Regions from separate parts of the Homo sapiens genome. Here region 2 is linked to region 1. Evidence: chromatin loops called from intact Hi-C (ENCODE). Cell type or tissue: natural killer cell. All regions are shown on one strand. Links, peaks and the distances in the headings refer to the core of each region. The heading gives the core; the rest is flanking DNA.

Region 1 (6,587 bases), core at 1,629-4,128:
TCCCAGTGGTGACAAAAGGAAATGCCATCATCCAAATGAGACTGCAAAAATGCTAGTGATTATTGCTAGCTCCTGCATTCAGTTTCCCTGTCATCCAGATTATCCTAATGAAATTTTCAAGTTGAACCTGGTATAAACATACTTTTAAAATACACATTTTTATTGGATAGTCAAGCTGATTGCACTGTTTTCATAAACAGAGTTTGTTTATGCTTTACTTCGGGCGATCTGAGCATGCCCGCCTTTACTGCCTCAGCACAGGTAGCCTTGGCAGATGCTGTCCCCTTCCAAGTGGCAATAGCGAGGATGTGGAGCTCACCACCATATGTGGGTCATGTTGGTGGTTCTTATGCAGGATCCCTTGCAGAGTGGTTGAGGATAAAAATTCCCACCTATTTCCTGCAGCCTTGGACAGCAATCATCACTCCATACAAAAGTTGACATGTATGTTGAGTGTATATGTAATCTAAAAAAAGTTTCTGTAAGTGAGTAAATTATCTTAACAAGTGGACCTATAACACACAGTTCACCCTACTTGAGCTGGGTTTATGGATCCCTGCTCGCCCGCACCACCATGATACCATTTCATAAGGGAATCCTAAAATGCCCCCCGTTAGTAGCTGTTATCCATATCTGCAGATACTTTGTTAGTAATAGCTCCTTAATGGGTAGAAATGGTAGGGTAAGTCTTAGCTGTTGATTTGATAGTGAAATTAATCCTTGAGTTAGCTATTTTCAAAGAAATGAGGAAAAGCCCTTGTTTTTAAGGAATAACATTTCCTGTTTCAAATTTGCCTTTCAATTCTCCTTCCTGCTATTTGAGTGGATGATAAATCATTTATAATTAATGTCCTTAGGATTTTTCCATGTGGATAAATACTGGTGATTGGCAATTTGGGCCTCTGCATACATGCTCCTGTTAAAATGAGTAAGAGATAAAACTACTACTCAATTAAGTTTTCCTTGTCTAAAAAAACACAAACAAACAAACCAAACCACACACATGAGAAAACAACCACAAAAATCCAGAGACACATTCTGGGTAAAATTTGTTTTAATATTTCAACTTTTCAGAGGGGAACAAGTATTTGGTTATCCTACTAGTTCAGGTTTATATAACTTTAATATAACCTTATCTAGTCTATTGACTCTGAAAGTTGGAAAATTGAAGAACTTCTCTCTCTGTCACTTTTAAAGAGTGAAGCCATGTCCCAGTTGATCTATTGATCAGGATTTGCCAAACATGTAAGTCTCTGATTGCTACTGACTTTTCTTGCCATCCTGGCAAAATTGTTTAATTGTGCAGTTTCTTAGATGTGCCATTTTATAAGAGAGAGGTAACTGCAAACTTAAAAGAGTTGCATTGTATAAATGAATACAATTAAACAATGTTAAATGCACTGGCTTATTATTATTATTTTTTTATAGTCTCAGGATACCTCCAAGTAGTTCAAAGGTCTCTGGCCACTCATAACCAACAAATGTCCAAAAGTAGTGAAAGATACCTCAGATATCATTGTGGAGAGGCTGAAATATCCAGAAGGCTTTGCAAAGCTCACAGTCAATTTCAAGTAAGTAGACTGGTTTCTGTGTGAGAGGGTCTATGCCAAAATGGTCTAGGTTTACTTGAGTTTTACAGCATTAACATCCTTCCCTTAAGTAGGTCTTGTGTCTACTTACCTGGGAAGGAAGGAAGATTTTGAACAGTTTGATTCTTTTTGGATATTGTGTATGTTACATTTTTTATATCATATAGGAAAGGGACTAATATCACTGCAGATGTTTTAAAATATGATGGGAGTGGATATTAAAGGAAAAAACTGTGGGAACAACATCTTAACAACAGTGAGATGGAGGCTCGCAGGGAAAAAAAAAAGGATGAGTGTCACCACTGGGATTTTTAGGCAGCCAAGGGGCACCACAAAAGCATTTATTCCTGGAGAAGGAGGGTTAACCAAAGAGAAGGGACCCTGAAAAGAAAGCGTGCCATTTCCACAAACCAAATCATGTTGATGTTGTCCACAGGGTTTGGACTACTAAGACACGATGTGACACTGGAGCCCTTCAAGCACTGAACGAAAGTAGATTTAGATTTAGATTCCCCCTCATGCTGTTGAATAAGGAAGTTTATGTTGTTCTAATATCTAGACTAGAAATTTCCATGTTAATGGTGGAAGCTCTTTTTTCCAAAGTAGGAGAGTTCCTTGCAACTGAATTTGGCAAAATAAGATAACCTAAAATGACAGATAAGAAATGATGGTGTTTGTCTTTACCTTGAAGAATGGAAGAAAATATGCTTTGGGAGACAGGCATCCAAAGGCATTACACAGTTTTACTGTAGTGGTGCTCAGGTTAGAGCAAAGAAAGGAGGTGGTAATAGCCTCAGGATTAACCATATATAAAGCCAAATATCAATGAAGGATGAAGTGAAGCTCTGGAACTGACAGAAGACCTGCTGGCAGGAATCACAATCTTGCCTGAATGTCTCATAATAGCCATGCTTACCTTTCTTAGCTCTCAGATATTATAATAATTAAATTCTGATGATGATAAAATTTACCAGCAGGGGGTGCCATCTCCTCAAATTTCCTTTCTTGGACAATAAAGGTCATTCTTAAAGGTTTTAATGTCTTTGCAGACAAGCCAAGGCTAATTGTAAGTTCATCAAATAATTGAGGTCTCTCAGTCATGGCATTGTCTAGATTGGGTATTATCCAGATGAGATGGGAGCATAACTGTCATCTTCACCTACATTAGGCAACTGGCTTCTAAACATTCACCTTTGGCCACAAGGTGACAGGAGGAGACTGTGTGAATGGGTTAAACACCTTTTGTGAGGCTGAGGCAGGTGCATTACCTGAGGTCAGGAGTTCGAGACCAGTCTGGGCAACACAGTGAAACCCCATCTCTCCTAAAATACAAAAAAATTAGCCAGGAATGGTGGCAGGTGCCTGTAATCCCAGCTACTCGGGAGGCTGAGGCAGGGGAATTGCTTGAACTAGGGAGGTTGAGGTTGCAGTGAGCCAAGATCGCGCCACTGCACTCCAGCCTGGGCAACAGAGTGAGACTTCGTCTAAAACAACAACAACAACAATGAAACCACTTTTCATGGGAAACTGTCTCAACCTACACTGTCTGCCAATGCAAAGTCAAGGCATGTGTTGCCTTCAGGTCAACATCATTTAGATTTTTGTTTATAGATTTTAAATGCTATTGGGGAAGAAGGTCTGCAAACTTTCACTCACAAATCACGTTTTACATTTAGACTGCAGAATTAGGTTGAGGCATGTTATTACATATTTTAATATTAAGTTAACTTTTCCTCCGATAATTTTTTCAAGCTTTTCAGTTTGCTTCACGTTCCCGTTCATGTTCTTCAAGATCTCAGCTGTCCCCCGTAGGGATCTCCTGGGACACTAAGCCAGTTTGCTCCAGGCTAGTCCAGGCAGCAGTCCCTGCGTGAGCTGAGACTTGCAGGGAAGATTCCATTTGCTGTGGTCTTGAGGCTTGCGTGATGTGACTGCTCACACTAGGGGCATGGCTGCCATGACCCCATTTGCTCATGACCCTGCTGGCTGAGCAGATTCTCCTCCCCAAAGAGCTGTGGGTGGTCGGCTTCAACCCCCGCAGCAGGGGTGGAACAGGAGAGACCAGAACTCTTGGGGATTCCTGAACCCAAGCTCCCAAATTAGAGCCACTTGCCACTAGTCCTTGCCCTGCTAAGCTCTGGACCTGGAATCTAACTTGAGCTTGGTTTACCCTTCAAAGACCTCAAGGTTCAAAAGCAGTGGATTAGGGTTCAGAAGAGCCAGGCTATGCTTGCAGGAGTTAAACAAGATGCTGCCCAGGCCTCACTCATGCCAAAGCGCTTTGCTTTTCTAAATTCTACTAGGACTCTAAACGAAACCGTCTTGTCTTTTCTCCTCGTTTATTATTTTCCTCTAATACCATTTATGCTCTCTCCTTTTTCTTTCTGTTCTGCCAGCTTTTCCTTTGTTCTGGCTGGAATAAAATATTCCAGAGACCCTTGAGGTACTAAGGCAGCAATTCTCAGCCCTAGATAGGGATTGGACTGTGGGATGCTTTTTAAAAATACAGAGCTCTATACCACTCCTCCCACCACAGACCTACTGGATTAGACATCATTCCAGAAAGCTCACCAAGACATTCGAGGGCACAGCTGAGGTTAAGAATTACAGAAAGGTAGGGATAGATTCAAGAGAAATGTAGTCCCTGGAAAAGGAAGGCTTAAATATTAAGTAACCATAGTAAAGGAAAAAGTAATTCCGCCAAGGAAAAAAAAAAGCTGGTAACAGGATGAATTCAAGCTTTCCTCTCCACCGATAAAAACTGGCATAGATATATCTTTCTCTTTTATATTCTTACTCTTTGATGTTTTTCTTCCTTTTCCCCCTTTTCATTCTCCTCCTGGATGGAGTAAGGAAGGGAATCAATGTCAGGTTGAAGAAGACTGGGCTGGGTTGAGATGGGCTGGAGAACTCCGTTGAAATGGAAGGCTGAGCGTTTGCAGGCATAATGACAAATTCTGACATCCCAGCTTGGGCATTGGCAACCCAGGCTGGTAGCAGAGGGGAGATTTTCAGGGGCACAACATCTATTCCCAGGGCATGGGCAATACAGCGAAGTAAAAGTTCTCAGCAACTCTCATTTCTTCTGACATTCCAAAATCCTGAGCTTTTAAAACTCTACCTTTGCCCAATGTCCCCTCTCTCCAATACTACCTCTTCCTTCTTCTACTTCCCAAAGGACAACTCACTGGGATCTCATTACTGCCAAGACATAAGAATCTTGACCTGACAGTTGGTCATTAGTTGTCTTTGACGTCTAGGAGGTAAGATGTACCATGGTGTTGGCAGCATCGGTGTTCCCAAACTTTATTATCTTACTAGATGTGAATACATTAAACTAGCTTAAAAGGTGGATTACATACATTTTATTGGTTAAAGTAATCACAATATATGCTTATTAATAAATGTTTCATAGAGCTGGATATTTTAAGAGAAAATTCATAATAATCAGTAAATTCATAGAATCCTGGAAGCTACTCAGAGAATCCCCTGGCTATGCCTCTGTTTTTATAGATGATGCCAGAAAACGGAGAGTTTGGGTGATTTTGCCCAAAATCACAGACCCAGGAACTAACTGTGGTCTCTGGTTTTCAATTCAATAATATTTTTAATCAAAATCATCTTATCATAGGCATTGAATTATACCAAAGTTAATTCTCAATTAATTGCATTTTTTGTGGAACTTCACTATTTAAGTGGACACTGATTAACCATTATTATTCTCGATATTAAGCAGAATGACTTGTTGGAAAAGCACGCTACTTGGAGATGCCTTTTTTTTTTTTTTATACACAGAACTCGCCAATACCCAGTTTCATTTTCCTTCCTTCTCTTTTTGATCCATTTGTTCATCCATTTACCCATCCATCCATCAACCATCCACCCAACCCATCTATCTACATCTATCTATCTATCTATCTATCTATCTATCTATCTATCTATCTATCTATCTATCTATTTATCTATCCATCTATCTATCCATCTATCCATCCATTCACCCTAGACACCATGCTAGGCACTGGAGATACAACAGGAAGAAAAAAATGAACAAAGTCTCTGGCTTTCATGAAATTGATAGACATGTAAATGGACACAAATAAGATATCAACAAAAAGAATTAAAATTACAAGTACAACCTAAGGTAAACCTTCTAAGAAAAGAATGAATAAGATTCTATAAAAATCTAGGTAGGGCATGGCGGCTCACCCCTGTAATCCCAGCATTTTGGGAGGGCGAGGCAGGAGGATTGCTTGAGCCCAGGAGTTTGAGACCAGCCTGGGCAACATAGTGAGACCTCACCTCTACCAAAAAAAAAAAAAAATTAGCCAGGTGTGGTGGCGCATGCCTGTAGTCCCAGCTACTCAGGAGGCTGAGGCAGGAGGATCACTTGAGCCCAGGAGGTGGAGGCTGCAGTGATCCATGATTGTGCCACTGCACTCCTGCCTGGATGATAGAGTGAGACCGTGTCTCAAAAAATATATATATATATTATAAATTTTGAACAAAGGAAAGAAATTATCCTAGCTTGAAGGCAGGATAGTAGACTTCCTCAAGGATGTGACCCTTGACCCGCCTTCTAATGTATGGGATCTATATAAAGGTGAAGGGAGGTAGGCAGAGATTATTACAGAGAGAGCAGCGAGGACAAAAGCCCTGTAATTCAAAGAACTGAATGGAAGCCAGTGGCTGGAGAGCAGAGAGCAAGAGGCAGCGTTTCCGTTGGAGGCAGGACTCTGCCGAACCTTGCTGAATATGAGATGGGAAGTGGCTGGCTGATTTTAAGCGGGGAGGTTAGGGGTGTCATAATTATATTTTCATTTTAAAAAGACAATTGGTCTGGGCACAGTGGCTCACTTTGGGAGGCCAAGGAGGAAGGAGGGTGGATCACTTGAGGTCAGGAGGTCAAGACCAGCCTAGCCAACATGGTGAAATCCCATCTCTACTAAAAATACAAAAAATTAGCCAGGCATGGTGGCAGGCTCCTGTAATCCCAGCTAT
Region 2 (6,587 bases), core at 1,799-4,298, 560 kb after region 1:
AGGGGTGGTGACATTTGTCATATTCACATTTACTTTGCCTTGTGCAAAAGAAAGCCAGATGTTAGAAAATGCCTGTGGATTTTCATAAACTTACTCAGATGGTGAATCCAGTTGTAGCATCTGTTCCAGATACACTACATTTACTAATAAAAACCTTGTAGCCCCTGGAATTGGATATGAAGTGATTGACCCAGCAAATGCTATTTCCTCCACACCAATTTGCAAAGACTGCCAGAAGGAGTTTGTTTTTTCCTGATAGGGCAAAGAGTATACTTTCTTAGTGTATGCACAGGGCCATGTCAGCTCTCTTACTGTCTGCCATATTGTATCTGCAGCGATTTTGATTATTTTGACATTCCAAAGAATAGCATGCTAGTCCACAGCATTGATGACATTGTGCTGACTGGATTGAGATGAACAGGGAATATCGCATACTTCAGATGCCTTAGGAAGACATATGTGAGCCAGAGGAGGGCAGAGAATTCCAATTCCTTATAACCATTACTGTATAGTTAGGATCCTGTCATAAAAACAGATATCAGTTATTTTAACAGAATTTAATATAAAGAATTGGCTAAACAGAATAAAGGATTAAAAAAAAATTTTGGTTGAGGTGGGCAGATCACCTAAGGTCAGAGGAGTTCGAGACCAGCCTGGCCAACATGGTGAAACCCTGTCTCTACTAAAAATACAAAAATTAGCCGGGTGTGGTGGTGGGCGCCTGTAATCCCAGCTACTGGGGAGGCTGAGGCAGGAGAATTGCTTGAACCCAGGAGGCGGAGGTTGCAGTGAGCCAAGATCATGCCACTGCGCTCAAGCCTGAGCTGGAGACGTTGTCTCAAAAAGAAAAAAAAAATTTTTTTTGCAAAAATGAGGTCTTGCTATGTTGACCAGGCTGGTCTTGAACTCCTAGCCTCAAGCAATCCTCTCATCTCACCTCTCAAATTGCTGGAACTACAGGAATGAGCCACCATGCCTGGCCCAGGATAGAGAACTTAAATAGCTAAAAGGGAATCCTGATGTATCACAGAGGCATTGACAGCATAAAGCAGTTGTCACTTTTAGGACACAAAGGCAAGATGTTGGGATTATTGGAAACTAGAAACTTGGAGCAGGAACCTTCCAGGGGTGGCCTCGGCCTCTGAGGAGTTTCAGGACTAAGACGAGGGCCCTAAAGAATTGCCATTCAGACCTCTGAGAAGAGAAGAAGGAGAGAAAGCACAGTGGGAAGTACGTTGGACAGATGGTGGGGCCAGAAAATGAAAGTTCATTCAAGGCGGTAGGAAGATCAGCTTATACACACTATGTTGCAAAGTTTAGTTGACTTGATTTATTTCAGGAATGGGATAAGGAAGTAAATACACAAGAGGAAAAGACATTCAAGAAAATTGAAGATATATTTCATGCAGATAACTCTCACTTTTCTTATTTTACTTTAAAACCACTGTTGACAGAGATGAAAAACCTACCGAAAACAAACAGCTAGTCCATGGAAATATGTTTGCTGGTTCCTGGAGTTGAGAGGCAGCAACACTTGGGCCCAAGATAACAGCGGGAAGTGCAGAGAAACTTCTGAGCCAGACTGAACTTAGTTCAAATCTTAGCTTTATCACAAGCTGTGATATTACTCAAGTTATTTAACTTCTCTGTACCTCAGTTTTTGTAATTGGGATTATTATTACTACCATCACAAGTTGAGTTCCACAGAACTAAAATCGAAGTGCCAGCATGCCTCCAACACTTACCCCATGCTTCATCTGGGGATTTACTGCACCCAAATTATAATCCCCTGTATTATAATAACCAAGAACAATCTGTCTATTTCTGATCCACAATAATTATTTATAACACCGCCTTTTTTCCCCCAGTAGATGCCTGGAGTTTGAATCTGTTTAGCATGAACTCCTAGAAATCCCTCACTTTCTTGGTGTACACCCGAATTTGGGAGACTCCGGGTTGAATATCAGAAAGACTTAAAAGGCTATCAGACAAACGCTTGATTGAAATTTTCCCCAGGATTAAAACAGGCAGAGTCTCAGTATGAGTGATAATAATAACAGTACAGGGATGTCCCCTTAAAGACAATGGGGAAAGACAAGGAGATTTGAAATAGATGAAAATGTGGAACTCAGAAGATGTAGGTTCATATAAACTTTTTTTTTTTTTTTGAGATGAAGTCTCGCTCTGTCACCCAGCCTAGAGTGCAGTGGCACAATCTTGGCTCACTGCAACCTCCGCCTCCCAGGTTCAAGGAATTCTCCTGCCTCAGCCTCCCGAGTAGCTGGGACTACAGGCGCCTGCCACCACGCCCGGCTAATTTTTTATTTGTAGTAGAGACGGGGTTTCACCATCTTGGCCAGGCTGGTCTCGAACTCCTGACCTTGTGATCCACCCACCTCGGCCTCCCAAAGTGCTGGGATTACAGGCGTGAGCCACCGTGCCCGGCCGGTTCATATAAACTTTAGAAAGGGAGTCAGAGAATAAGAATTTATCAGCTTACTCTAAGCATTTCCCAAAGGACTGGGATTCCAATTCCAAGTGAGCAAAGATTTATCCTTCTAGAGAAGGAAAGGGCCATTCATTTGCTTTCCATAGCTTATTGGAAAATATCTCTGTGTAACTCGTATCCAGCAGTCATCAGGCATCTTCTCATTCTAATTTGCTTTCCTTAGCCGACTTGCATGCTAGAAGGAAGTGCCCTCTGCTGGTGTAAGAGTTCATAGGCCAAGTCCTTCTCGCATTCTAATTTGGTACCTTATAATTGGTTTCCTGTTACTGAACAGTCCTGTGTGAGTTTGGGTGATAATATTACACTGAGGCCTGAATTGGGGCAGGACCAGCATCAAACTAATTAGGGCCAGCATTCCACATCAATAGCATATATGTGGCTATGTTTGGGGGTTCCAAAAGTCCTTGTAATCTCAAATTATCTTTGCTGCTCATCTGCTATAACGTCTGAAATGCTACCATTAAATTTATCCCATTAGACTATAGTTCCAAGAATTACCAAAATGTAAGTTCATTTCAACCTAATAAACTCTTACTGGGTAAACCTTTAGTTTAGGGCATTGCGATGGGTACTCGGAGTTAAAAACCAAAAGCAAAAATTAAGATGGTGATTAAGTAAGTTTATCTATCACCCTCAACAGCTGCAAAACAAATTGTACGATGCAATGAAAAGTTAATATATCCAAAAATGCCCAAAAGAGGGATAAGGACTCTTATGCAATAAAAATTCAAAGAACTGAGTGATTAGTAGGTGCTGGAGTAGCCAGACATATGACTTGCATCAGGACTTCAGAGGTAAATAGCCCATTTGTGGTGGTCGTAAACAATTTAGGTTTCGCTGGTGAATTAGCTATCCAGGCTCCTTGAAAAGAGAAAGATTTAGAATGAATTCGATGACACTGCTCAGGGGCTTACTAAATTAGAGAATAGCTTACATGGGAGACCCCAGGACAAATACCTGGGGGCTGAATTGTGTGACAACCAAAAAGTTTCCAAGGACAAATTTGAAATTTGACTATTTGCACAGGGATGTCAGAGCTTTGTTGGATGATGGTACCCCGTGGGTGCCCTGACATACCTGAAGCTCTGTTTGAATAACGAACACAGTGAACAGTGAAATGGCCCTTTGCATAATCTGGGAAAGTCCTTGGAAATCCTGATGTGAAAGGCAGACTGGAAAAGGTCATTGTTGAGATTTTCCCTCCCCTCCCCTCCCCTCCCCTCCCCTCCCCTCCCCCCTCCCTCTCTCTCCCTCTCTCTCTTTCTCTCTCTCTCCCTTCCTTTCTCTTTCTCTCTTTCTTTCTTTCCTTTTCTGAGGCACAGTGTCACTATGTTGCCCAAGCCAGTCTCAAACTCCTGGGCTCAAATAATTCTCCCGCCTCGGCCTCCCAAAGTGCTGGGACTGCAGGCATGAGCCACCACGCTCAGCCACTGTTGAGATGTTGTAAGCAAATTGTTATGGAATGCAACCCCAAATTCATATATTGAAACCCTAACCTCCACTGTGATGGTAGTTGGAGGTGGGACCGCTGGCGGGTAGTGAGTTGATCATGAGGATGGAGCCCCCAGGATGGGATTAGTGTTTTTTATAAAAAGAGATTAGTGTGCTCTCCTTCCTCCCAACCCCTTCTCTGTCAAGTGAGGATACAACAAAAAGATAGCCACTTGCCAACCAGAAAGAGGGCTTTCACCAGACACGAAATCTGTCAGCAACTTGATCTCAGACTTGCCAGGCTGCAGAATGATGAGAAATAAATGTTTGTTGTTGAAGCCACCCAGTCTATGGTATTCATTATAGCAGCTCAAACAGACTAAGATGCAAATCAATATAAAACACTCTGTGAAAAAAAAGAAATGCTTTCAATATTTTCCAGTGAAAAAGAACTCATAATAAGGATTTGACATTGTTTGACAGGAAGGAAGGCTTCTGTTTCTAGTTTTTTAGTTAACTTGACAGTGAAGTTCAAGTTTGACAGTTTAAACTTTCTTTGGTTTGAAATCATCATTGCCAGGTGGGGGAAGAGGAAGCAGGACCCACACAGGACTCAGGAGGGCATTTAGGTCATTCTACCCAGGCCATTGCCATTCTCTTCCTACTCCTCTGAAAGAAAGGGAGGCTTTGACGTCAGGCGTGGGTGAGTCATCTTTCCTCCCAGGGCCTCCGGCTGGAATTTGCAGGCTGTCTTTGCAGCAGCTATTCTGTTAGTCATTCACAAAAAAGCATCCTGGAAAAGCTGAAGGGAAATGCTTGGATGGACAAGTGATTAAATTTCTATTTTCATGGCAGAGAACCTGCTGGCTTGCTCACAAAAGCAGCTGCATCCAGTACCAGGCACCCCAAGGGCACCCGGTAAATACTTGTGGATTCATTGACGAAAAGATCTGCTGGGTTCTCTTAAATCTTGGTGTTGAAACTGAATTTTCAGATACGATTATGTGACTGGTAGATAAGGTTTTGTGCCTATTTACTTCTCCATGCTCAAATGTCAAATCAAATTTATTGGGTTTACATAAAGAGGTTAGTAACATTGCTGGCCCTACTATCATGAACATTGTGAAAGGAAAATGAATAAGGCCCTTTCTGAAGCTTTATCTGCAGGGGTACATGTGTGGGATTCAATGGAAGGAAAGTTGAACTGTGAGCTAAGAATGATTGTCTCTTTTGCTCCAGGAAGCCCTCAGCAATCATTTGATCTTTTTTGAGAATCTGTTAGGGAAAAGAATAAAAATATCTCCTTACCTGCCAGAAATGCAGGGAAACAAGAATGAAGCAAAAGGAAGAGTATGAGTCCTACATCCTTCCAGCCTGAGACAGGATGTATCCTTATTGCTTTGCCTGCAGTGAACTGACAGGGAATCTGAGATGCACAGAGGCATGGTGAATTAGCCAGAGAAGTCTAGCAACTGCAGCCTGAGCCCTCTTCCCTTTTCCGTCTCTTAGGCGATCTCCACAGCTTTATACACGATCTACGTCCATGACTCTTAATTAGATTTCTATCTCTAGTCCTTCTCCTTCTTCACATATATAACTTTGTGCTTTACACTTTTATGTGAAGTTCTGGTAGGTATTTCAAACTTCACATTCGAACTCAAACTCATGACTTTCACCTCAAGCATGCTCCTCCCTTGTCTCCCTTAGGAGGGACTACCGTTTACAGTTATCTAAGCCAAAAAGTCTAGGCGTCATCCTTGAATCCTCTGTTCTTTTCATCCCCCATGAGATACAATTTGGTATTAAGACAAATTCTTTCTCTGTTTCTTTCTCTCTATTTCCACTGTGAATACCCTAGAATAAACCATGCTCCTTTCTCACTGGGTGGACAGCAGTCACTCTAGTCTCTCTTATTTTACTCTTGACTTCTATTGATATAGGAGTTAAGAAGAAATTACTTAGGCAGATAGTGAGGGTACTGGAGTCCTCGATAAGATTTTCCTTTTTAATGAAAAGCAGCCCCAAATCATTTTCTAACAAACAACAGCTTGTAAAATCAAGCTGCAGACATAGACAAGCAAGCTGGAAGATTGCAGGGATGAATCCCAGTAGAAAAGCACTATCTGGGACTAGGCATGTTCAAAATGGCAGCTTCATCTTCCCTTCCCTTTGCCAGCCACGTGTACAGTAAGGAGCAGACAAGATGGCACCAGCCAAGTTGAAAGCCCATTTGCATAATAAGATAGGCAGGATGGGGGTGGTGACCAGCCTTCTCCGCATGCCATGTAAACATCACACCTGATCGAACCAATCTGTGAGCCCTATGTAAATCAGACACTGCCTTCTCAAGCCTGCCTATAAAATCCAGTGAACTCTGCTGCCGACCAGTCTTTTCTCTCCGCAGCACTTCTCTCTCACTGGAGAGAGAACTGTTCTCCTTTCTCTTTCTTCTGCCTATTAAGCCTCTGCTCCTAAACTCCTCATGTGTGTCTGTGTCCTAAATTTTCCTGGCATGGCAGGACAAACCCCGGGTATTTACCACAGACAACAAAACCGCTTCACTATGATGTATGCATGCTGCAAAGGAAGGTTCGTATAAAATTCTTCTTAAAAAATTATTCAGGCAGCCGGGCGCGGTGGCTCACGC

What was found. Peaks named below come from ENCODE experiments on the same cell type or tissue, not always from the same donor. Only the 100,000 strongest peaks of a DNase experiment are listed, where the experiment ranks them.
Region 2: it touches region 1 in a loop (7-fold over the local background); 7 of 110 quality-filtered maps call a loop at or near these places.

What each region holds. Positions count from the first base shown.
Region 1 is chr2:224,280,501-224,287,087 of GRCh38, reverse strand. No RefSeq gene overlaps it. Among named protein-coding and RNA genes, the nearest start is that of FAM124B, 120 kb to the left of the region's middle. In natural killer cell, for the core only: CTCF peaks have their summits at 2,391 and 2,592 (motif pointing right); a DNase peak (open chromatin) is centred at 2,567.
Region 2 is chr2:223,723,800-223,730,386 of GRCh38, reverse strand. No RefSeq gene overlaps it. Among named protein-coding and RNA genes, the nearest start is that of AP1S3, 110 kb to the left of the region's middle. RefSeq lists enhancers at 3,530-4,197, 3,893-5,092. In natural killer cell, for the core only: CTCF peaks have their summits at 2,529 and 2,743 (motif pointing left); a DNase peak (open chromatin) is centred at 2,696.